Regions from separate parts of the Homo sapiens genome. Here region 1 is linked to region 2. A link is a loop called in an ENCODE intact Hi-C map of the cell type or tissue named here. Cell type or tissue: natural killer cell. All regions are shown on one strand. Links, peaks and the distances in the headings refer to the core of each region. The heading gives the core; the rest is flanking DNA. Region 1 has its middle 71 kb from the start of SAMD3. Region 2 overlaps EPB41L2 (erythrocyte membrane protein band 4.1 like 2).

What was found. Peaks named below come from ENCODE experiments on the same cell type or tissue, not always from the same donor. Only the 100,000 strongest peaks of a DNase experiment are listed, where the experiment ranks them.
Region 1: it touches region 2 in a loop (19-fold over the local background); 5 of 110 quality-filtered maps call a loop at or near these places.

The regions. Positions count from the first base shown.
Region 1 is chr6:130,287,555-130,300,333 of GRCh38, forward strand. It overlaps a transcript of SAMD3 not described here. Among named protein-coding and RNA genes, the nearest start is that of SAMD3, 71 kb to the left of the region's middle. In natural killer cell, for the core only: a CTCF peak has its summit at 6,435 (motif pointing right); a DNase peak (open chromatin) is centred at 6,427.
Region 2 is chr6:130,864,963-130,877,741 of GRCh38, forward strand. EPB41L2 (erythrocyte membrane protein band 4.1 like 2) reads right to left here. Exons shown (of 20, transcript NM_001431.4): 15 at 4,601-5,164; 16 at 2,497-2,619; 17 at 574-672. Among named protein-coding and RNA genes, the nearest start is that of SMLR1, 44 kb to the left of the region's middle. RefSeq lists an enhancer at 11,901-12,070. In natural killer cell, for the core only: CTCF peaks have their summits at 7,481 (motif pointing left) and 7,687; a DNase peak (open chromatin) is centred at 7,459.

The sequences.
Region 1 (12,779 bases), core at 3,259-11,258, 580 kb before region 2:
TGGACTTGTTTAAAATCCAATGAGAGGTAGAACACACAAGGGAGAGAAGTAAGCAAAGGGTTATGAAGAGATCCTCTAGAAGGATGCTGCAGCTAAGAGTTACAGGTGTGGCCGGGCGCAGTGGCTCACACCTATAATCCCAGCACTTTGGGAGGCCGAGGCAGGCAGATCACGAGGTTAAGCAATCAAGACCATCCTGGCCAACATAGTGAAACCTTGTCTCTACTAAAAATACAAAAATTAGCACGGGCATGGTGTCACGCACCTGTAGTCCCAGCTCCTCGGGAGGTTGAGGCAGGAGAATCGCTTGAACCCGGGAGGCGGAGGTTGCAGTGAGCTGAGATCACGCCACTGCACTCCAGCCTGGTGACAGAGCATGACTCCGTCTCAAAAAAAAAAAAAAAAAGAGTTACAGGTGTGCTGAAGTCTTGATGTCCTCCGCTCCAGGTGGCACAAGCTTCCAGCTATAAGCAGCCAGTGTGTTATGCAAATTTGTTTTTAAGTAGACCATTTTGTGAAAAATATTAGGAAGCCCTTTTGTGAGGTTCCCAAGAAAGTAGATGAGGATGTGTATGAGTCAGAGTACTCTAGATAAATAGAACCAGATATATCTATACATCTATATAGAGAAAGACAGAGAAAAAAGAGATTGATTTTAAGGAGTTGGCTCACCATATTGTGGGGGCTGGCAAGTCTGAAATTCGTAGGGCAGGATGCCAGCAGGCTGGAAATTTTGGCAGGAGTCAATGTTGCAGTCTCAAGTTTGAAGGCAGAATTCCTTCTTCTTCTGGGTACCTCAGTCTTTTCCCTAAAGGCCTTCAACTTACTGAATGAGGTCCACCTACATTACGGAGAGTAATTTGTTTACTCAAAGTCTACTGATTTAAATGTTAATCACATCTGAAAAAAAATAGCTTCATAGCAACAGCTAGACTGGTGTTTGACTAAACAACTGTGTACCATAGCCTAGCCAAGGTAACACATCAAATTAATCATCACAAGATGGAAGCCAAAGGGACAGGTGAAAGTTCGGCTTTGGGTAGGAGGAGGGTCACCTCCACCAATGTAAAAGGAGAAATGTGGATGGAAACTAATGTGGATGTTTAGGTAACTCCAAATCTATGGCTTCTATTTCCTCTGTGAAGCTGGGATGAGAGGAGGAAATCAATGGTTTAAAGATAGTGATAGGTTTGCAAAATTTACTTAGGTGAGTGGGAGAGTAGTTGCCAAGTGAAATAGACTGAGACTGCTGAGAAGAGCTAAAGGTTGGTGATTACAGTCTTATGAGGGGTGTAAATGCTAATAAATGCTCACAACACAGCTATTTCACTCTATTTAAGATGGTATCTTTTCAAGTATTGACACAGTATTGCTCTTTACTTTCTGCTAGCAAACATCACCCTTTGGTTAACTTCTATGCGCCCTTCTATAATCTCTTATTTCATGGATTAGACCTACTGAGTGTTAACTGTGGTAACACTTGTCTGGGGACCTTATTATTTTTTGTCTTGTAAGACTACACATCTAATAAATAACACAATTAAGGGTGGTGCACAGGAGACATGGTGAATGAGCTTAAGGAGAAGGATGTTGTTGTTGAGGCTACTTTAAATGCTAGAAGTACTTTATAGGCTTTTAGCATAGACTCACTGCTCTGTGACTCAATAATAACACACTTCTTTAGCCATCATTCAAAGGACAAGTGTACACACTGTGCAATAGGGACTCCATACGTATTTGAAAATACAAATGAAGATGTGGCTTTTCTTGATTCTATTTTCCACATCTTTGCCTATTTGCATATTATGTTAGCTCTAGAAAATGGCTAGGAGGCAGACTTTTTCCACAACTGTCAATCCAGTGTTCTCCTCTTCTTGTTTGTTTGAATTATCTGATAAGCGGCACTTATTTATTTGAGAGGTAGTAAAAGGTAAAGAAAAAAAAATATATATAGAGAGAGAGAGAGACAGAGTCTCACTCTGTCACCCAGGTTAGAGTGCAGTGGCACGATCTCGGCTCACTGCAACCTCCACCTCCCAGGTTCAAGTGATTCCCCTGCCTCAGCCTCCTGAGTAGCTGGGATTAGGGGCACCTGCCACCATGTCTGGCTAATTTTTGTATTTTCAGCAGAGATGGGGTTTCACCATGTTGGCCAGGCTGGTCTCGAACTCCTGACCTCAAGCCATCCACCTCCCTTGGCCCCCCAAAGTGCTGGGATTATAGGTGTGAACCACCGTGCCCAGCCCAAGAAAAGATTTTTAAACCATGTAGTCAGAAGACCTAGGTAGGTGATGGCAAACTCATATCCTTCCAGAAATATATAACATATTTGCTGTAGCCAAACTAATACATGTACTGGCAGATCTCGTAATCTTGGATCTATGTTTTAGTTCAGACTTTATCACGTACTAGAGCTTTGATTTGGATAATCTGCCTTCTGTTGGCTTCATTTCATTTATCTGTAAAATGTTAATAATGCTTGTTTTACCTGGGGCATAGGATTATGATAAAGGTTATATAATATAATGTTATATAATAGAAACTTCAGATATACAAATATACATGTATTAGTCAGGGTTCTCCACAGAAGCAAAACCAATATGGGGTGTGTGTGTGTGTGTATTCAAGAGAGAATTTATTTTACGGAATTGGTTCGTGTGATTATGCGGACTGGCAAGTCTGAAATCCATAAACAGGAGAGCAGGTTGAAAATTCCAGGAAGAGCTGGTGTTGTAGTATAGAGTCCCACACTTGCCGGCTGGAAATTTAGGCAGGATTTCTATGTTACACTCTTGAGTTAGAATTGCTTCTTCTTCAGGAAACCTCAGTCTTTGCTCTTAATGGCTTTGATTAATTAGATGAGGCTCACCCATGATATGAGAGTAATCTGCTTTACTCGAGGTTTACCTTTTAAATGTTAATCGTATATAAAAACACCTTCACAGAAACATGCAGTCTAGTATATACTAAACAACTGGGGTACAATTGCCTAGCCTAGTTGACACGTAAAATTAAGCAGCACAATACAGCATTAAGATGAATATCTGGGCTCTTGATTTAGGTTGCCTGAATTTAATTCTAACTCTACCTTTGGGAGCTAAGAGTCCTTCAGCAAATATTGCATTCTTTCTGTGATTCAGTGTTCTCATCTGTTAAACCACCTTACAGAGCTGTTGTGAGATTCAATATAGAACACACATGTAGTGTGTTCAGAATAAGATAGTATGGAGTAAATGTGCAGTAAATTTGGCTACTATTAAACAAAAGCCATTATTATTACTGTTATTAAATCTGAAAATATAACAATATACAAATTTTAAATAAAAAAGAAATTTTTCTGTTTGCTAGTCCTGCTGTTTTCCCTTTCCTCTGGGTCTGAGTATAAGGACAGCAGTCAGTCATCCTGGATTTACCGAAACAGTCACACTTTCAATATTCTGCCTTATTATTCCCATTCACATACTCTGTCAGACCTTTCATTCTGATGTGTGGTTCACAAAATATGCATGCCATACATGGTGATGACAACTGACTTTATTTATTTATTTATTTTTGAGAAGGAGTCTCACTCTGTCGCCCAGGCTGGAGTGCAGTGGTGCAATCTTGGCTCACTGGAACCTCTGCTTCCTGAGTTCAAGTGATTCTCCTGCCTCAGCCTCCCAAGTAGCAGGGATTACAGGCACCTGCCACCACACCTGGCTTTTTATTTATATTTTGTTTTTGTATTTTTAGTAGAGATGGAGTTTAGCCATGTTGGCCAGGCTGGTCTCAAACTCCTGACCTCAGGTGATCCACTCGTCTTAGCCTTCCAAAGTGCTGGGATTACAGGTGTGAGCCACCATGCCCAGCCGATAATTGACCTTTTGAAGATGGTAGCTGAGCCTTACAACTCAGGCTCATGGTTGACTCTGTAGTTTGATAGAGAATAACAAGTTAGCCATCTGTCAGCTAAAAAGCTTTGCTGCTTTGTGGGTGGTATCTTGGTGCTGGATTATTAATATCATGTGAAGTTATTCATTAATTCTTTGCCATCATCTCAGAGGGTCATAGCATATTTATTTCTCTGCATCTGAACATACCAGCATGATCTAAAGCAATTTGTTGATATGTAATGTTATTTGCTAATAATCATGTGATTTTTATCATTTCAAACTAATTTCTCAGAATTACCTGATTAACTGTGGGTTTTCCTTTAGTGACATAAGTGTATATTTAATAATTTCCCAATTTCAGAATTACTTGATTAATTATGGGTTCTCCTTCAGCGACATAAGTGTACATTTAGTAATTTCCCAATTTCGTTAGAGTCACAGTATGTGGGCAAATCTGTGGGTTCTTAATGTGCCTTTATATATTATGTCTAAGTGTTCAGATAAAAATAATTTAGCTTAGAAAAAGAAAATAAAAATTAAAAAGGAATTAAAAATTTAACAGGTCAGTTATGTGACCTTTATTATTAAGCTAATCTAATACTTAATCTGTTTTCAAAACTGTGAATTTACTAAATTATGAATAAGAAGTCCATTTTTGCTGCACTTACAGAGATGAGATGAAGAGCTGGCCACCAAGGAAGGCTCTCACAGGTTGGCAGTAAGTAGGCAGAGCCACTGACCCAGAATGCGGATCCTAGATTTTCACATTTTGAACTTCAGTTTCATCAGGAACTTAGAACTTAGGTGATTCAATTCTCAGGAATAACTTTTTTTTTCTTTCTTTCTTTTTTTTTTTTTTTTGAGACGGAGTCTCGCTCTTGTCACCCAGGCTGGAGTGCTGGAGTGCTGGAGTTCAGTGGCGCAATCTCAGCTCACTGCAACCTCCACCTCCCGGGCTCAAGCAGTTCTCCTGCGTCAGCCTCCCAAGTAGCTGGGATTCCAGACATGCGCCACCATGCCCGGCTAATTTTTGTATTTTTAGTAGACACAGGGTTTCACCCTGTTGGCCGGGCTGGTCTCGAACTCCTGATCTCAGGTGATCCACTTGCCTTGGCCTCTCAAAGTGCTGGGATTCCAGGCGTGTGTCACCATGCCCGGCCCGGAACAACTCTTTTTTGTTTGTTTGTTTGTTTTGTTTTGTTTTGTTTTTGAGAGAGAGTCTCGCTCTGTCGCCCAGGCTGGAGTGCAGTGGCTTGATCTTGGCTCACTGCAAGCTCCACCTCCCAGGTTCACACCATTCTCCTGCCTCAGCCTCCCAAGTAGCTGGGACTACAGGCGCCCGTCACCACGCCCGGCTAATTTTTTGTATTTTTAGTAGAGACGGGGTTTCACTGTGTTAGCCAGGATGGTCTCGATCTCCTGACCTCGTGATCTGCCCGCCTCGGCCTCCCAAAGTGCTGGGATTACATGCGTGAACCACCATGCCCGGCCAGGAACAACTGTTAAGTGTCAAACTCAGAAATGATTGTTGTGTATGTGATTCACAATGTCAATTTATTCAGTTACAATGAAAGCTGTTTCTATCTGTTTCTAATTAATGGAAGATTAATCTAAGTTACTGCTTTCTCCTTGCATCAAAGTCCCTAATCCTCAATTAGTATTTAAAATTATGTTTCAAGAGTTCACAATTTGGTTAACGGGAACTTGACAGTTGCATCTATACTAGAGAAGCATTTTGGTTTTATATTACGGACCAACTCCATTTGCTTGGGGTGCTGGGTTGGAAAGTAGTTCAAAATGACATTTGAGGCCAGTGAAAAGGAATGCTATGATTGAATGACAGTGTCTTACACCTGTCCAAGACTGCTAGTGTGAGCTGAGCTTGCTGTGTATTTGACATCTTTGACTGAGGCTATTGATGAAAAGCTCACAAGTATCCTTGACCCACAATGTATCACAACATTCTGGTCCCCTCACTCTAGTAATTAAAAAACAGGTGTTTTCTGGCTGCATTGCCTCTTTCCTTTAGACAAAGATCGAAATAATGTTATTATCTAAAATATTACTCTCTTACACAGATTACCACCTTTTTGTGACCATGTTTTTTTGTGATAGGTGACAATATCCTTAAGTAGGAAGTTGCTTTCTTTAGTTATATTATAGTCCTAAGAATAGCCCCAGTGATGCTTCCACAGTTTCCATAAACATTTTTAAAAACCAGTCCTGAAAGATGTAGGATAATATTTGATGTTGACATATGATTAATTCAATGAGGACTGACTCTATTTTATAATTGCCAGAAGTGAGTGGATTGTGTCACCAGATTTAGGGGCACTCCACACCACTTTATGCTGAAAACTTGTTTTTAGTGCTCCATACTACCAAAGACTTCATAGTTTGTCTCGTGAGTCTCTAAACTTTTCTTGATAGGGATTGGCTTTTGATGTTGCGGAAGTCTTATGCTATACGGGTAAGGAAAGACACTCACAACATGGGCCTTATGCACACAGCATCTTAGCAGTGGGAGCAGAGCCTGCTCAGGCTTCAAGACTGACCAGAAGAGGGCAGACAACCTCTTGGATTACCTTGATTTAAGTGATTGCCTCTCCTCTGTAAAGGACAGAGATTTCACCCCCAAGACATTCCTTTGGTGTGACAGTAGGGACTGAGAGATACAGATTTGAAGAGCTAGTAAGCAAGAATACATTATGATTTTTTAAATCATAGTTTCATATTTTTAAAAGGAGACTGCTTACTTAACAGGATAACTATTTTTCTTCTTTAATTTCAATTTGGATGAGCTCAAGGATGCTATGCCATACTTATTATACTAGACTTCAAAAGGCTTTGTTTAAAGCAAAGCAAGCCTAAAATCTACACAACTCTGAAAATCACTTCAGAGAATCTTGAATAAACTTTTCTTCAGGGTATTTCAGACTAATCTAAGAAAATATTTGCTTGAACACTGTGTGTATTTTTTAAAAGGAATTCTGTTCAGCCCCTCGTTATTAATGTTTATTTTATTTGTGAAGTTCTTTAGACTCTTCAGAAGGAGGGTTAATGATTAAGAACCAAGGTAAAACATTGTTTCTTTTTTATTCTTATATTTCATTCAACTGAAAAAGATCTTAATCATTAGCATGACATATTTATTAATGTTTCTAATTTCAAGGATTAATTTTTATTTTTGCAAGGATTAATTTTTTTTTTTTTTGCAATATGGCTGTTAGAATGACCTCAAAATTATATAACTCCCTGCTTTTTGGTTGTGTAAAAATTTGTACATGATTGAGTATTCTGAATGTCTCGAATGCCTCCAAGTCCTTCATCTCCAGGGTCAGTTTGCCCTTCAGTATCCAACAATTATAGTCCAATCTTGCATACCTTGATTATTTGCAGGCAATTTATTTATTGTTATTGTATTTCTTTCCTATAATATTTTTGAATTCCAGGAATGTCTAATTTTTCCATACATTTCTCTGATTTTTTTTTTTTTTTTTTTTTTTTTTTTTTTTTTACGGAGTTTTGCTCTTGTTGCCCGGGCTGGAGTGCAACGGCACGATCTCACCTTTCCGCAACCTCTGCCTTCAGGGTTCAAGCAATTCTCCCGCCTCAGCCTCCCAAGTAGCTGGGATTACAGGCATGCACCACCACATCCAGCTAATTTTGTATTTTTAGTAGAGATGAGGTTTCTCTGTGTTGGTCAGGCTGGTCTCGAACTCCCGACCTCAGGTGAACCATCCACCTCGGCCTCCCAAAGTGCTGGGATTATAGGCGTGAGCCACCACGTCCAGCCTCTCTGATTATTTTTTTATCAGTCTGTATCAGTTACAAAGTTTTCAGCTTCAACTGGCATAAACCTGACTCAAGTTGGGCTTCACTATTGAAGGTATTGACTCACATCAAGGCACTGCAGAGGTAGGGCATGCCTCAGAGGTGGTGGTTTGATGAGATGGACTTGGGTTCTTTTTGTCTATCTGCAACTACATCCACTAGATAAATTGCATCCTAAATTTCTCTTGCGGTCATAGGATTGTAGTCAGTAGCATTTGGGAATACAGGCTTCCATTTTCAAGTCTAAGAAGAAAGAACTTGACTGTTTGTAACTTACTCTTAAGAGTTAAGATATTTCTTTCCTAGGAGACCACAGCAAAACTCTCCTCATCTCTCATTGGTTTAAATGAGCTTAGGCCTTTCCACTGACAACTTCCAGCAAGGGGAATGGGATTATCATAATTGGCCCATATTAATCAGTGATCCTTGTCCCCCCTCTCCCAGACCCAGGTGGGGTAGAAAATGGATATTGGGTAGTCAGTCATTCCATATCATGCTGCTATGGACTGATGTTCTGGGCTTTTCTATTTGTTGCCCCTTACTGCATTATACCTGCTTTCTAGGCTGCTGCCACTTCCCTGCCCTTCTTGACCCTAGGCATAGACATAATAGTAAAAATGGCAAGTTTAGTTTTCCCAAACATAGACACATCAGTAAAGACACTTGGAGACTGCAATATGGGAAACAAAAACATAATACTGAGTACTGAGGTCTTGCCTTGTCTCTTTCTCCTGCCTTGCCTTCTCCTGCTTCCTGTCACCCGCTTCTTCCCTTCCTCTTCATTTCCTGAGGCCTCCTCAATTCTTGATGCAAATCAGTATCCAGGTGGCCCACGGGGTCCCATGGGGGACCATGTTGGTGGATGAAAAGAGAATGCCAAGAAGGTAAATGGGAGAATTTGGTGATAAGAGCAGATGGCTGACCAGAGACACTGGATGTCAGTTCTCCTCAGAAAGATCAAAGTTACTGGTGAATGGACAAGTTCTGAATGGAAAGCTGAGAGAAGAGAACCAGGATCTGTTGGAGTGCCTATGGGAAGGAGCTGGGGTACAAAAAAGGAAAGCAGCAAGAGTCTGGTAAAGGTCAACCCAGGAAACTCAGAGTCCATGGAAAGGGTAGGTGGGAGTGCCCTTGGTGGGAGGAGCCCTACAAAAGCCCCCTCATGACAAAGGAAATAAGGGCACAGCACCAGTTACTGAAGTGGGCGGCACTGGCTCCCAGGAACAGATGTGAAGGAATATCATCTCCTGCCTTCCCCGATAACTTGTTGGGGATGCAACTTCCCACCGGGGGCCAGAGCACATGCACTTGGAGAAAGTGTTTTTCATACTTTTTGTGGTGGCTTCACCCTCGCTGAAAGTGAGTCCATGCCGTTTGAGCTTGTACAAAGCCCAACTCCCCATCCCTAGTCCCTATACAGAGCAGTAGCATCTAGCAATGGAGGAGAGATTGGCCATAGAGTTGCCTGCTCTGGACCAAGGGAAGAGGGTCTGCCCTGAGCCCATATTGGGGTAGCTCTCAGAGGGGTGTGTCCAGGGCCTGCAGCCACACTGTGGTGGGGAACCAAAGGTCAGTCTTTATGAAATAAGGGTCATGAGCCCTATGACAGGGGTGTGATAGGGAAGTGGATCACATTCCTGCCAACTCAGGATGAGGAGTTGGTACACACCCCAGCCCCTTCCCCTGACACTTCAGTGCACCCCAACACAATCTCTTCCTACCACCCATCCTTCAGGGCAGGTGCTTCCACTCATCATCAGTCCACCTGACGACAAGCCAGCTTTTACACTTAAGCACCATCTATTGGATTGCAGCCTGAACTGCATCACCAAATAAAAAGCAAGCCTGCTGCCAGACAGGCTAAGTGCTGGTACATGGGACAAGCTTTCTGAGATATCAGAACTCTCAGTCAGTCCTGAAGGAGATAGTTTGTTGGCTCATACATCCAATGCATCACTACAACAAGCAACATCTAAGAAAGCCACTGCACAGAAGCTATCCACAACCAATGAACCCATATAGAGTCTTGGCCCACTGAAAACACCCAGGAATGAAGCCAAATGACCATATGCAGTGTACACCTTAGTCAGGCCCTCAAGAGAAAAAAGAATTTAAAAATAAAAATGTCCCATCCAAACAATAGAAAATTCAAAAATAAGAAGCACCAGTTCCCTCAGATGAGAAGGAATCAGCACAAGAACTCTGAAAGTACTAAAAGCCAGAGTTCTTGACCCCTCCGAAGGATTGCATTCTCTTTCTAGCAATGGATCCTAATCAAATTGAAAAGTTTGAAATGACAGAAAAAGAATTCAAAATATAAATTGCAAGGAAACTCAATGAGATCCAAGAGAAAGTTGAAATCCAATAAGAAGAAGCCAGAAAAATGATTCAAGATATAAAAGACAAGACAGCTATATTAAGAAAAAACCAAATAGAACTTCTGGAATAGAAACATTCCCTAAAGGATTTAAAAATACAGTTGGAATCTTTAACAATAGGCTAGGCAAAGCAGAAGAAAGCATTTCAGAGCTTGAACGCTGGTCTTTTGAATTCACCCAGTCAGACAAAAATCAAGAAAACAGAATTTTAAAAAATGATCAAAGCCTTAGAGAAATATAGGATTATGTAAAGTGACCAAATTTACTGACATTGGCATTCCTGAGAAAAAAGAAAAAGCAAGCAACTTGGAAAACATACTTGAGGAAAAAAATTCAGGAAAATTTCCCTAATCTTGCTAGAGAAGTCAACATCCAGATATAAGAAATTCAGAGAACACCTGCAAGACACTTCACCATATGACCATTCCTGAGGTACAGTCATCAGACTATCCAAGGTCAATGTGAAGGGGAAAAATCTTAAAGGCAACTAGAGAAAAGGGTCAAAATTACCTATAAAGGAAATCCCATCAGACTAACAGTAGACTTCTCAGCAGAAACATTACAAACCAAAAGAGATTGGGGGCCTAGTTTTAGCCTTCTTAAAGAAAAGAAAATGCTGCCAAGAATTTCATATCCTGCCAAACAAGCTTCATAAACGAAGGAGAAGTAAAGTCATTCCCAGAGAAGCAAATGCTACGGGAATTTGTCATTACCAGATCAGTCTTAAAAAAATACTCAGAAGAGATCTGCACATGGAAACAAAAGAATGACGCTTGCTACCATAAAAGCACACATAAGTACACAGATCATATAAGGCAATTATATAATTGAGACTACACTATTTATCACTTAGCAACAGTATGACAGGAACAAACCTCACATATCGATATTAACCTCTGGGACATAACGAAAGCAGTATTAAGAGAAAAGTTTATAGCACTAAATGCCGACATCACAAAGAGAGATCTCAAATTAACAACCTAACATTGCACCTAAAGGAACTAGATAAACAAAAAGCTTAAATGCTTCACTTAAAAGACACAGAGTGGCACATTGGGCAGAAATAAGACCCAAGCTTCCACCGCCTTCAAGAGACCTATCTTATGTGTAAAAACATTCATAGGCTCAAAATAAAGGGATGGAGAAAGATCAATCACACAAATGGAAAACAAAAAACAGCAGAGGTTACTATTTTTATATCAGATAAAACAGACTTTAAAGCAACAACAGTAAGAAAAGAGACAGAAGGGCATTATTTAATGATAAAGGGTTCAATTCAACACTGCGTATGCACTGAACATCAGAGTACCCACATTTATAAAACAAATTCTACTAGACCTAAAGAGAAAGATAGACAGTGATCCAATAACAGTGGGTGACTTCAACACTCCACTGACAACACTAGACAGATCACTGTGGCAGAAAACTAACAAAGAAACTCTGGACTTAAATTGGACTCTTGACCAAATGGACCTAATAGACATCTACAGAATATTCCACCCCACAATCACATAATATAATTTTTCTAATCTGTGCTATGAAAAATTCTCTAAAATTGACCATACACTTGGTATTACAGAGAATCTCAGTACATTTTTAAAAACTGAAATCATATCATATCAAGCATCTTCTCAGACCACAGTGAAGTAAAATTATAAATCAATACCAAGAAGAACACTCAAAACAACAGATGTACGTGGAAACTAAACAATTTGCTTCTGAATGACTTTTGGGTAAAGAACAAAATTAACGCAGAAATATAAAAATATTTTGAAACAAATGAGAATGGAGACACAACACACCAAAATCTCTGGGACATAATGAAAGCAGTATTAAGAGAAAAGTTTATAGCACTAAATGCCGACATCACAAAGAGATCTCAAATTAACAACCTAATGTTGCACCTAAAGGAACTAGATAAACAAAAACAAAGCAAACACAAAGCTAACAGAAGAAAAGCAATAACAAAGATTATAGCAAAACTAGATGAAATTGAGGCCAAAAAACCAGACAAAGGATCAACAAAACAAGAAGTTGGTTTTTTGAAAGGATAAACAAAATTGATAGATTGTCCTAGATTAACCAAGAAAACAAGATTGTGCAAATAACCACATTCAGAAGTGACAGAGGTAGCACTAGCATTACAACTGATACCACAAAAATACAAAAGATCCTCAGAGACTACTAGGAACATCTCTGTGCACACACTAGAATATCTATAGAAAACGAATAATTTTCTGGAAACATGAAACCTCCCAAGAGTGAACCAGGAAGAAATTGAAATGCTGAACAGACCAATAATTAATTGTGAAATTGAATCAGTAATAAAAAATCTACCAAACAATAAAAGCCCTGGACCAGATGCATTTAGAGCCAAATTCTACCAGATGTTCAAAGAAGAACTGGTACTAATCTTACTGAAAGTATTGCAAAAAATCAAGTCAGACGTATTCTTCTCTAACTCATTCTGTAAAGCCAGTATCATCCTGATACCAAAATCTGGCAAGGACAAAACAAAAAGGAAACTACAAGCCAATATCCTTGATAAACACAAACACAAAAATCCTCAGCAAACTACTAGCAAACCAAATCCAGCAGTGCATCAAAAAGATAATTTATCACAATCAAGAGGGTTTTATTCCTGGGATGCAAGGATGTTTCAACATATGCAAATCAATAAATGTGATTCATCACA
Region 2 (12,779 bases), core at 2,826-10,825:
AAGGTTTCAGGAGGACTGGAGTGGGGCCACGCTATTTATACTTCTAACAATGCCCCGGGTGAAGCTGATGCTGCTGATCCAGGGATGACTGGTTACCCAGTGCTAAACATTTAGAGAATTATGCAGGGAGGAACAGGGGAATGCCCCAAATCAGTATACTAGCGATCTTAAATGAGGGAAATTCTACATTATTTGAACAACTTGCTGAAAATTCTGAATGATGGCCTTCATTCATTCGCTTTAGTCAGGAGGGCTGGTTTAATAAAAGTAGAAGCACAAGTTTGTTTTTATAAATTATAAATTTTATTAAATTATTTATGGTTTTGTAGCTATCTTACATATAGCTATTCGTAACATATTTTTACCCCCTTGTACTTCACAAAATTGCAATTTGGCTTGAATGCATTTGTCAATGGAGCCTAATTTCTTGGATACTTTAAACCAAGGCATTTTGATTCCGCTGGCACTGTCTGTATCTTACTTGGAAGTGTGTACAGGAAGAGAGAAACAATTCAGAAAAGATTCTGTCTGTAATGTACCATCCTCTCCATATGATCCCCTGCATTGCTTTACCTTGGTGATGTGTGTGGTTGTCGTTGTTGACACGGACTCAGATGTGATGGTTTGTGCGGTCAGTAACGTGCCCGAATCACCACCAGCCCCGCCATCAATCTTTGGATAGTTGGGGGAAAAATACAAAGTAATGCTTAACTTCTGTTATGTTGTCAGAGAAGATCCCCGCCCCATCGAATATGCATCTTTTAAAATCCATGTGGTTTGCGTGTTTGCAGTAGTAATTACCATCCAGGAGAGCGGCTGGTATTTGAAACCGAGTAGAGGCAAAAGGCTAGGTGCACATGGAGAAGCAAACTCAACTGTGTGAGTGGAGAAAAGAGAGGAGAATGGACATAGTAGGTGGGACTGAAAGCTACAAGGGAATTATGACAGAATTTGTCTGAAGGACTTTTGCACAAGCTAGAAAATGAAACTAGAGAGCCAGGCAGAGAAGTTTCCACAGTGACCAGAAGCGCTGAGTTTGTTGTTTTTTAAGCACAGGTGGGTAAAAATAGATAAACATTTTATCAAATTACCAAGCAACAGAACCTGACCAGGACAAACTGAATCTGCATGATTTGGTTATCTGCTTACCTCTAGCGATTGTTTTCATCAACTACATTGTTCCTGTAATAGTTTGCATGTTGTGAGCATATATACGGGCACATATATTTCAATACTGCACATACGCATGTGCTCCTACATATATATAAATCCCATACATATGTTAAAATAGATTTTAACTTGTTTGCTTTGATATTGAAAGATGCAGAAGATTCTAGAGTTTCCAAGGGGAATCAATGAAGCAAATTAATAGCCTAACAGTTTATGTTAAGATCACGAAACATATTTGCCCTCTGTTTCCTGACACTGACACGAGGAAATAACTGGACGGTCCAGAGCCTTTCTGACTGTAAGAGGAAATCTCTTTCAAACTTGGGTCATGCACCTGTATGTCTTCATTCTGGCAACTTATCACAGCACAGACACATCACTAATGCTCCCCCGCCAAGCTGTTCATAAGAAACCTATTTGTGCTTATGTGGGATCAAGGCACACACAAGGATGCCATATCCAAAATAATTTTCAGATGTGTTTCACACATGCATGCATTAAACCTTTTAAAAAATATTCTGAGAGGTCAATAACCTGACATCCTCCACCATGATACAATTCTACCACAGAAGGTTCATCTTCTAAGTGGAGAAAATATTTATTTTATATTCTATTTTGAAATCATGAATGCTTTATCTTTTTTTGTTATTCTTAAGGTTAAACATCTTAATGCTTATTCCAAATCTTTACAGAACCAATGTGTGAAAACCTAAAATCAAACACACAAATCTGATAATTATTTAGACACATGGTATCACCATTCACATATGAATGACTACATAGGTCTTTAGAAAATAATTCCACACGAAGGAGAAGCACAGGTGTGTGTGCCTGTGTGTGTTTGTGTGTGTGTGTGTGTGTATGTGTGTTATTACAAGCAAGAATGAGTTGATTGGGTCAATCTTCACGGAGTTAGAGAGGGAAAGAAGCCTAAATCACATCCACAATTAGATCGGATTATTATTAATCGATGAATTATATCAGATAAACTTTGCAAGACAATTTGTTTCCTAAGTGTACACAAACATTCTTAGATATGTCAACTCAGAAATGGCTTTCAATCATATGAACAAGATTGATACTGTCTGTCCTAAATAATCATATGTACAGTTCCCCTATAATTACTGGGTTACCAATTTAATTGCAGCTCTCTGTCTCAATCTAAGAGAACATAGCAAATTATGTTGTTGAAGTACACTTACAAAGTGCAGATACAAAAAGCTACATCAAAGCCAGAAACATGTAAACTAAGAGAAGAAAGAATGAAAACATAGATACACTAAGGGAAAAAAGAGCTCGAACAGTCCAAGTCTAGAGCTTTTGTACCTGTGGAGACTCATATGTGATGGTTTTGGTCTCAGTTTGGACAATGGGGACTTCCTTGGTGGAGATTTCTGTCCTTTGTGAGGCATCAGAAATTGTTACCATCTCTGTTTTTACCACTGGTGGCTGAGGTGGAAAAGGAAGGGAAAAATAAATTCTAGAGGTAATAAAGTAAAAGTGTTTAATGGAACCTTCACAAATAATAGTAAGAAACATATCCAAACACACACTCATGCACAAAAGAAAAGAGTAAAAGCAAACAACCTAAAACAAACAAAAGAAATAAAAGAAAAATTTTCCTTCAAATATATCATATATACACATACATACATGTGCACATAGATACGTACATATATATGAATGTGTGTATGTGTACATACACATATATGAAAAATAAGTTGACATGATGGCTTCCTAAATTATGTTACTCTTTAAATTAAGATGGTCCCAAACTACTTTTATGTCAAGCCTAGTGTATAGTGACACACACACACACACACACACACACACACACACACTCTCTCTCTCTCTCTCTCTCTCTCTCCTCCTCCCTCCTTAGCTTTGGGCAAGTAATAATAAATTGAAAAGAAAATAGAATGAACTATGTGAAGTGACTTGTCTCTATTTTTATTATAATTTAAAGGACCACATAGTTTGTGTGAAGGCTCACTGCCTTTAACTGGCATGCCAGCTAGGTAGGCTAAGATTTGTTCTTCTGCCCACAATACCTTTTCTGCCTTATTGTTAACAGACACACCATTTTCAGAAAGGATGTCTTCAAGTATTACTGTTTTCAGTTATACCTGTCTAAAATTTGCAGTGTTTCTTCTGTATTACCTAAGTTAAAATGCTCTATCTAAAATTACTCCATCAATGTTACACCAATGCTTTGAACAATTTAAAACATTAAAGGAAATATTCAACGGCTTATTAACATTTTAGTCTGCCGAGTATGCATGCTTAATATTAATGCAACACCAGACTATACTACTACCAAAATACTGCAGTACTTTCTTTGAGAGAACATTCTCAACAGGCATAATTATTTAAAGAGGAGTAACGATATGTTAAATACAGAATAGTTCAAAGTGTTCAAAGACTCTTGAAAAATCTTCTCTAAAGTGAAACAGAAGTTTAAAAGTAACATGGTTAAAATCCACTTAATTATTTTAAGACAAAGTCACTTCAACATTTTCCATCCCATCGAAGAGAACAAAATAAATCTCTGTACTGTGGGCATTTAATATTAAAATCAAGAAATATTCCCAAGGAAATAAACCCTCCCTCAGCCTAACTCCCAAATGAGAGACACTGCACTTAGTGACCAAAAAGTTCTCTTCTTTGAAAAGAAAAAGATTCATGTCCAATGTATAGATAATCCACAAAACATATAATCATCTGGCAAATACTCCAGAATTGACATCAGGATAGAATGAGAAGCGAGGATATCCTCCTATCAAATAGCCTAGCCTCTGGCTGCCTGGAAGAAAAGAAAGGCTCTTAACAAAACCATACAACCCCTGCAATCCCAAAACAGAAATCACAGTGGCATTCAAGAAATAACATTCTCATCACTGCTGGATACTGCATTCAGAGAACCACGGTAATCAGAGACTGCTGTCATTTCTAAAACTCTGAAGCTGAAGAATGAGCCAAGAAGTCAAACCCAATCATGACATCAGGGGCACACACACTCAGCAGTGACCATTTTTTTTTTCAACATTACATATACATTTTTCTAATTAAACCAAAAGGGGAAAAAAAGGCATTTAGTGTGAGGAAGCAGTGCAACTGAAGACAAAACAGTTGAAAACACCCAAAACATGCAAAGAAAAATTTAAATGTGAAAAGGGAAGGAAAAATTGATGTGGTGCTTCTAGGAAAGTTTACCCTACAGGTGTCCAGTGGCCGCAGAGAAGCTGGAACCCATGAACTGGGCGGGCAGAAAATCCACAAAGCAGTGCTTCCCCCTTCCTCCCATGAGAGAGAAAAATCAGATTCTTGTTGAAAAAAGCTGAAGAACTGGGAGGACAGGAGAAGAAAGGCAGGAGTTCCCCATCTGAGAAGCAGCTCTAGAGTTTGGCTCCCACCTGGGACTCCCATTTACCTCTGAACAACAAATAATTTGTGGCAAAACATCAATGTCAACATGGGACACCTCTCCGTTAACTTTCTGTGGCTCTTCCTCTGCTTCTTCTCCCATGTCTTGCTTAAGAGCGCCTTCGTGTACACTCTTCTCTCCGGGTATCTTTTGGGCACCTACATTTTCCTGGATCACTGTTTCTACTGTGATTACACTGGCACCTGCTTGTGTGACTGGGCTGGCTTCGGGCACTGCTTCCTCCCTCTCTACTACCTTGGCTGCCGGGCGGGGTTCTTCCTCCACCTCTTCTTCATACTCCTGTTCCTCCCTGATGGTGCCCTCGGTCACTCGGTGGTGGGGACGGTACTCTCCCACGTCTTCCTCCTCACTCTCACTGCTGCTGCTGCTGCTCTCAGAAGACAGGGAGGTGGAGTCTTTTTGTGTCACAGGCTCCACCTTACGAATCTCCCCAGGACCACTCCCAGGTGATATCTCTTTACCATTCATTTCTTCTGTGATTACTCTTTCGTCTTTCCCAACCTCTGCCCGCTTCTTCTCCTCCACTATATTCAGAGTCTCATGTGAACTCTGTACAAAAAAAGATGGATGAGGGAAAACAAAAATATATGAATAAATAAAAACAACGGAAACCCAAATTAACCGATGGCAGATTCATGTCATGGAGAAAAACAAAGATGATTATGATGGCTGACTGAAAGGGAAGCGGGGCAAACGTGAGGGCAATGAGAAACGTGAGGCAATGGTGTTAACATGGAAAAAGGGGAGAACCTTAACAGCATCCCTGGCTCCAGTGCAAGGCCCTTCTGACTCGGGAGCACGTGTCTGCAGAACAAAAAGCAACCGAGGACACAAAATCAATACAGTTTTACCTCAACAACCACTGAAACAAACATCTGACACTGCAAAGACAAAACAGCAAGAATCAACATCTACAGAAACCTCTGCTCAAGGTCACATAGAGGACAATCAAGACAAATGCCAAAAAGCTTACAAAAAGACACAAAAACAGCCAGCATCCTCCCAAAGAAGTAAAATGCTTTTATTATAGATATACCTATAAGCTCTACCTATGTAGTTAAAACAGTTTACAAAAATTGAATTATACCAAAGCTGACTCATCATTTTAAAGAAAAAAATTTAACTTTTAAAACCTAGTAACAGTTTTGGTTTTAATCAGACTATAAAGTCTAGCCTGGAACGCTGATTCTTAAATGAACACAGCACCAAGGAGATGGCACTTTTATTTTTTGCTGGTTTTCTTTAAAAAAAAAAAAAAAGTTTTAATTGGCAAAATTATAGTTAGCCTCAGAAGGCTATTAACATGAAAATGTTCATTCCAGAAATGGTTATTAACTTTCCAATTCGTATCATAGGTTGGCAAAGGCTATATTATACAATAGGGTGGGTGTCAATGGTGACTCCAAGTGTTTCCTTTTACAATTTAGCTCCTCTACTAGCATCTTTGAAATCTAAACTCAGTCAAGTTTATTATTTGACATGTTCACTCCTATCCCCTTCAGACATCTACTTCTTGGGAGTAAAGTAATTTACTCCAGTTGAGTAATATAGCACCTAAATGTTCAATAAATATCTGTTGACTTAATACATTAGGAACAAATTACTATGTTATGATATTATTAACTAGGGTGGAAACCTTTTTGTACAGAGGGGTTTTTAAAGCTTCACATTTTTCTCACACTTACAAAAAGTCTGCTTTACAATGATATAACTCAAGCATGGCCAACTTTTTGACTTCTAGGTGGTACTACTGCCTATGATCTAACTTAAAAATAATTCAGCTAGAGCCAGGAGCCCTATTTATTCACGAAAGTGACTCCATTCTGGATGGAGAAGGGCACCACACCACTGAGCCCTCTGGATATTGTTGTGAAGCTGCCAAGGTACTAACTGGACTGGAGCCTCTAATAGACAGCAGGGCTGAGTTCATCTCTCCCAGACACTTGGACAACCATGAGCTGAAGATCCTAACATCACACACACACGTCTCTGCAGCACTGTCAACGTCTACTCACAAACTCTCTTGGACCTGCCCTATTATTCTTAAACACATGGTAAGGGCATGGTTTCATTGACCCAAATTAATACCATGTAAATCACATTACTAACAGAAGACAGCTATCTTTCCAGTTTTATTGAAAACTCAGAGGTTTCTAGATATTAAACTGAAAAAACTCTCAATCTATTTTGATAAGCAGGTAAAATTTAACCATGACTACATATAATAAACATATCCAGTGACCAGAACATTTCTGAAACACACATTTCATTATTATTATAGATCAGTGAATTATTATTATTGTTATATCTTAACCTCAATTAGCTGGATAGGTTCTGCCCAAGTTCAGGGAATTCCTTAGGGTCATTCAAAAGCAATTATGTCATGGAGCATGGGAGGCACTTCAGATTTTTTCCATATAAACAGAATTTTAAAAATAACATGCCATCAGAGGATGCCTGAAATTTGGGGTTTTGAAAATGTCAACTCTGCAAAGCATATCTGGTTGAGGGTTTCCCTCTGCTTAACAGCCCAGACTCTGGAACTTAATGATTTAAATTATTCTCTGAATTTAGGCAGATTTTTTTTTTCTTTGACCAAAGAAGCAGGAGAAACATCCAATCTATATCTTTTCTTCATGTTCCAATTCAGTCATTGTTTCTTGAATGTTTCTCCCAGGAAGAATTAATTTCACCAATGAAAGCACTGGAGGGAATGGTGCCTGAATATTTAAAAAAATGAAAATCTCTCTCATATGTGGCTTTTAGTAACAGGGGAAACAAAGTAAAATGCACCTCAAGCAAGTGTGAGAAGGGCGAGGAAGAAAGCTTTTCAGAAGGTGCATTAGCGCTCACAACAGCGCCCTCTGCTGTCCAAGTGGTGGCTGAAGTGAAGGTGGCTTTCATGCTATCAGAAAAGCCCTTTTCACTAAACAAAATTGATGTTATCTCCTCTTCTAGGCTCTAGAGAGGTCAGAAAAGGAAGAGCAAAGAATTAGCAATAAGTCAGAACAGACAGCAGTGACCTATTGGAAGAAAGGAAAGGTTACACAAGAAAGAACAACAGAACAGCATAAAATGAAAGAAAAGATGAGAATTCTGACAGATTCTGGAGCAGGCTTATGAAGAGGTTTGTGAGCGCCAGCTTTTCCACCCTGCTTGAGAATCTTTGATAGTTGCGACCTCCAGAAACCAGTGAAAACTGCTTGGCTGATCACCAACTGAGCACAACCGACCCACCCAAACGCCATTTCATATATTCTTGAGGTAGTTCCTTGGCCTTTCTCTGCACGGAATGGCCTCTTCAGTGGCCCCTACACTTGAAATGCTTATTCCTGTGTTACAGCTTGGGCAGTCCTCCCTCTCCTGCCTCCAAGGCCCTTCTTTGCCCTTATCTGCACATTCTGGGCCTTTCCAGTTTTCTAACCTCCCTGAGGCCCACTTCATAGTCTGCATTTTCTGTAAGGCCTTCCCTCACCACTCCAACTCCTACAATCTCCCTCCTCAATACCACCTTAACTCTCTGTACAACAAACATTCTGACAGCAGCCCACATTCATTCCCTCAGGCGTGCTAAATATGCCACAGAGTAAATTACCCTGTCCCCTTTTTTTGCAAAAAGAAACAGGTAAAGAAAAACAATTCAAAATAGGAAGACAAACTCAGAGTTGAAAGCTCAATGAGCAACGTGAAAATTATTTCTCCCTAAATTAAACCATTAAAGCAAATTTAACTTTGCTGTGTCTGGCTCTTAAACAATGGCTCCCAACCTGCCTGAGGGACAGCAGAACTGTCCTTAGAAACTTGAAATGTCAATATTCAAGAGTCATCATGAAGCACCCCCTCATGTCAGAAGTGTGAGAATAATTCCTAATAAACCCCACTATTCAGGTTTTTTTTTTTTTTTGAGACGGAGTCTCGCTCTGTCACTCAGGCTGGAGTGCAGTGTGCCGCGATCTCGGCTCACTGCAACCTCTACCTCCCAGGTTTAAGTGATTTTCCTGCCTCAGCCTCCCCAGTAGCTGGGATTATAGGCGTGCAGCACCATGCCCAGCTAATTTTTATATTTTTAGTAGAGACGGGGTTTTGCCATGTTGGCCAGGCTGGTCTCTAACTCCTGACTTCAGGTGATCTATCCTCCTCGGCCTCCCAAAGTGCTGGGAATACAGGCGTGAGCCACCGCACCCAGTCACTATTCAGAAATCTTAAAGAAAAATCAATGACGCTCCTAAGGGGCCCCTTCATACTGTGAGCTAAGAAGGGTGAGGAGCGCAGAAAGTGAGGTGAGGAGGGTGAGGGGAGTAGGCACTTGCAATATTCAGCAGAGGAAAAAGCTTTTGGACTGACTTAACTTCATTACCATCTCTATGATTACATCGTCCCTTGGGGAAGTGGGGGTGGGTGGGATGCCCTTCCCAGTGAGAGATCACTGGGGAATTTAAAGAAGTGCCACACATTTCGTTATCCAATGACATACCTTCAAAAGTACCTTACAACTCAATGTACATAATCTCTTAGACTCAGGAGAGAATAGTCTATGCAAATTTAAGTCATCATAATTCATACAACACGTTAAGAGGATTACAATAGAGTTATTTACCCATTAAAGATTAAATGACTTGGTTTCCAATTTTCTGCTCTACTCTCAAAATTGTTCAAACTACAGCCACTTTGAAAATGCAATGTATTTTTTTTTTTTAAAAAGAAACTATTCCTGCTTTTTTAAAAAGCTATAAAAGCCCATATTATAGAAATTTGGAAAAGTGGTCAAATTATATACTTATGCATAATTTTTTTATTTTACTTTCAATAAGAATTACAATTCAAAGATAAACGAGAACCCCTGCAGAATTAACAGTAAAATGAAGATACAACAAAGACAGAAATTGAAAAGGTACTCTGGTAAAGTCAAAACACTCCCGTAGACAAATGCTCACATACTTTCAACTAATAGTAGTATGTTATTTAAAGAAAAACAAAAAAGATACAATGTAGGTGGTCAATAAATGTTTGTTGGGCAAACGGATGAATGGATGATTGTAATAAGAACAATCTATATGAATGTCAAAAAAGTATGTATTTTCCTGCATGTATTGGAGAGGAAAAGAACAGAAAAACAAGTAACTTCAAGTACAGATAAACCACTTGGGGGCTTTTCCAGATTTAAATTTCACATTAACATCACTTTAATGTGACTTCTATGACAAGATATTTTACACTGTACATTCCTAAAACATGAGATCCAGAAAAATGATAATAATTTTAAACATCTCCACTAAAATGTCAAAGTTTCCTACTGCAAAAATCCAAGGACATCACTTTAAATTTGATCGAATGATACCATGTGATTGCTTCTGAAGGACAGGTTATGAAAAATACGTAATATTTCAAAGCATGTGATATTAAAGTCCTCATTATACACATGGAGTCTAATTGGCTTTGGTTTCAGGCTAACCTTTAAAGTATATAAATATGTCACTTGGTTTAGCTTCATGACATTATCTTTCTCATTTGCAATGTTCTGAAAATATTTCATCTCAACTAGACCATAAACTCCTTATTTCTACTTATTTTGCCTCCTTTCCCAACCCTGCTACGTGTTCTGATGAATACTCTCTACCAATTAACAGAATCTACTTTGTGGAAGGGAATCACTGTTTCCTTATTAATAATCTCTGTTCTCATTCACAGCCCCTATAATCTATTCCTCATCCAGTGCCAGGGGGACTTCTGTCAGAAACAGGTGGGATTCTGCCACTACTCACCTTCAAACTCTCCAATGCTTTCCCATCATTCTTATTGTACAATTCCAAACTGTTAGCATGGCCTTTAAGATCGTGACATGACCTAGGGTCTAACCTCTTTGAATTTTCCTTCCTTCGTGCTCCCCCTTGCTCACCAAGCCCCTGTCATTTGGTCTTTCAGTTCCTGTGTTGTGGCTCGTCCTTACACGTGGATACATTTTCACATGTCCACCTGGTTATCATTAAGGTTTCAACTCAAATGTCATCTCCTCCTGACCACAATGACAAAACGGTCTTCCTAATCCCCTCCTAACACAACATTGTATTTCACCTTCTTAACATTTACTTCCTAGTGTCTGAAACTTTCCAAGTACCAATTAGAAAATTTTCTAATCACCAGCCGGGTGTGGTGGCTCACGCCTGTAATCCTAGCACTTTGGGAGACCAAGAAGGGCAAATCACGTGGTCAGGAGTCAAGACCAGTCTGGTCAACATAGTGAAACCCCGTCTCAACTAAAAACACAAAAAAATTAGCCAGACTTGGTAGCAGGCACCTGTAATCCCAGCTAAACAGGAAAGTTGCTTGAACCCAGGAGATGGAGGTTGCAGTGAGCCAAGATCATGCCATTGCACTCCAGCCCGGGCGAATGTGCAAGAGTGCATCTCAAAAAAAAAAAAAAGAAGAAAGAAAAAAAAGAAACTTTTCTAATTAACTATTTCCATGTCTCCTCCACTAGACTCCAAGCTCTCCAGTCCCAGCAAATAACAGACTGACCACCTGGCTAAGTAAAATCAGTAGAAAGAGAAGAATGAGGATGTAAAAGCAATGGAAAGTGAACTTCCTCACCAGTGTCAGAAATGTCACACATGCAGGAGCAGAGAGAGAGGTGAGGGGCTGCTATGGTGCATCAAAATCTTTGTTCCCATTAAAAATCTTACAAGTGAAAACTCAAAAGGTTTCCATATGTAATTAGTAAACTCATCATCTAAGGCACATAAGTGGTTATTTTAACAACACGACATGCATAAGTATTGTACAAACAGTGCACTTTCACATGAAATCAGTTTCCCAACTGTCAGCCACATACATCAAATTAGGAATCAGTTATCACCTAAATTGGTTGATGTTTCTGTATTTCAAATTTTGACTTTTCAAGTGCTTCTGCAATATGGTATTTCTCATCCAACAATCCTATGCTTCTATACACAGGGGATTTAACTTTTTAAATGCTCAAAAATCATTTCAAAAAAATTTTAGTATGACACACAGGAAAAAAGAAATCTTATGGCTGTGGATAGAAACAAAAGGAAAGGGGGAAAAAGCAAGAGTAGATCCAAGGGTGCAAGGTGAACACCTTGTCCGTCTCCTGAGCTTTTTCTTCAACTGTCCATATTGTCGGCATCAGGTACTTCTCCTTCACGGATAAAATATCCTTGAAAAGATGGTCTCCTTTTCTCTATTGTTTTAAACAATAGACATAATCAACAAATAAGACACATACATTACACCTATAGCAACACAAACACAAAATACTGACCCAGTGTGGGTCAATGACACACACCAGGAGAAGTGGCACATAATGGAAGGTGAAAACCTTGGCATGGCATCAGACCCTTTCTCCAGAAAACACAACATTCTGGAATAGACTGCTGAAATTGACATTTTTTATCATCTTCAGAAAAATCTGAAACTAAGAACTGAAGTTGTATTCAACTTCATAAGACTCTACCAAGCATGTCTTAATATTTTCAAAAGTTCTGTGTTTCAGTTCAGCAATTCTTTTTGCTCATCTGTTCTTAAAGAGCTTTCTTTTTCAATGGCACAAACTTAGAAATTTAAAGCAACTAACAGCTTTTCTTTTTAAGGAAAGGTGAATAAAAATAGCACTAGAATATCTAAATCAATGTCTACAATTTGGCAACATTCAAGCCAGACTAGATGCTGAAAGGAAAAAGATGAAATTGTAGGGTAACATCTTTATACCATTTTTTAAACTACAGATTAAATATAGTATGATCACTGTCCGCTCAAGTATGATAAACGAGCCCATGGAAGTTCTTGGTCAATAACAGGAGGGATTTGGAAGAATCCTAGAGGCACAGATGTGGATGACAATGAATGGAGAAATGTATTGAGAATATATCCTGAAGGCAATATGTACTCATATCAGTGGTGGGGAGAAGTAAACCATGAAAAGAAATAGAGTAAGTGAGGAGAAATGTTATGATTGAAAAAACGTTTTTAAAACACAATTCTAACATTTCATTATAAGGAAGTTTCAATACTAAGTCATATTATATATAATATTTTTCAAGCTTTCAACAGGGCTCATCGGTCTTTAAAGCTAAGTTAAACTCATTTTCCTCACAGTAATAACTTTAAACCACTCTAAAGATAGCCTATATTTCTTTATTTATTAATT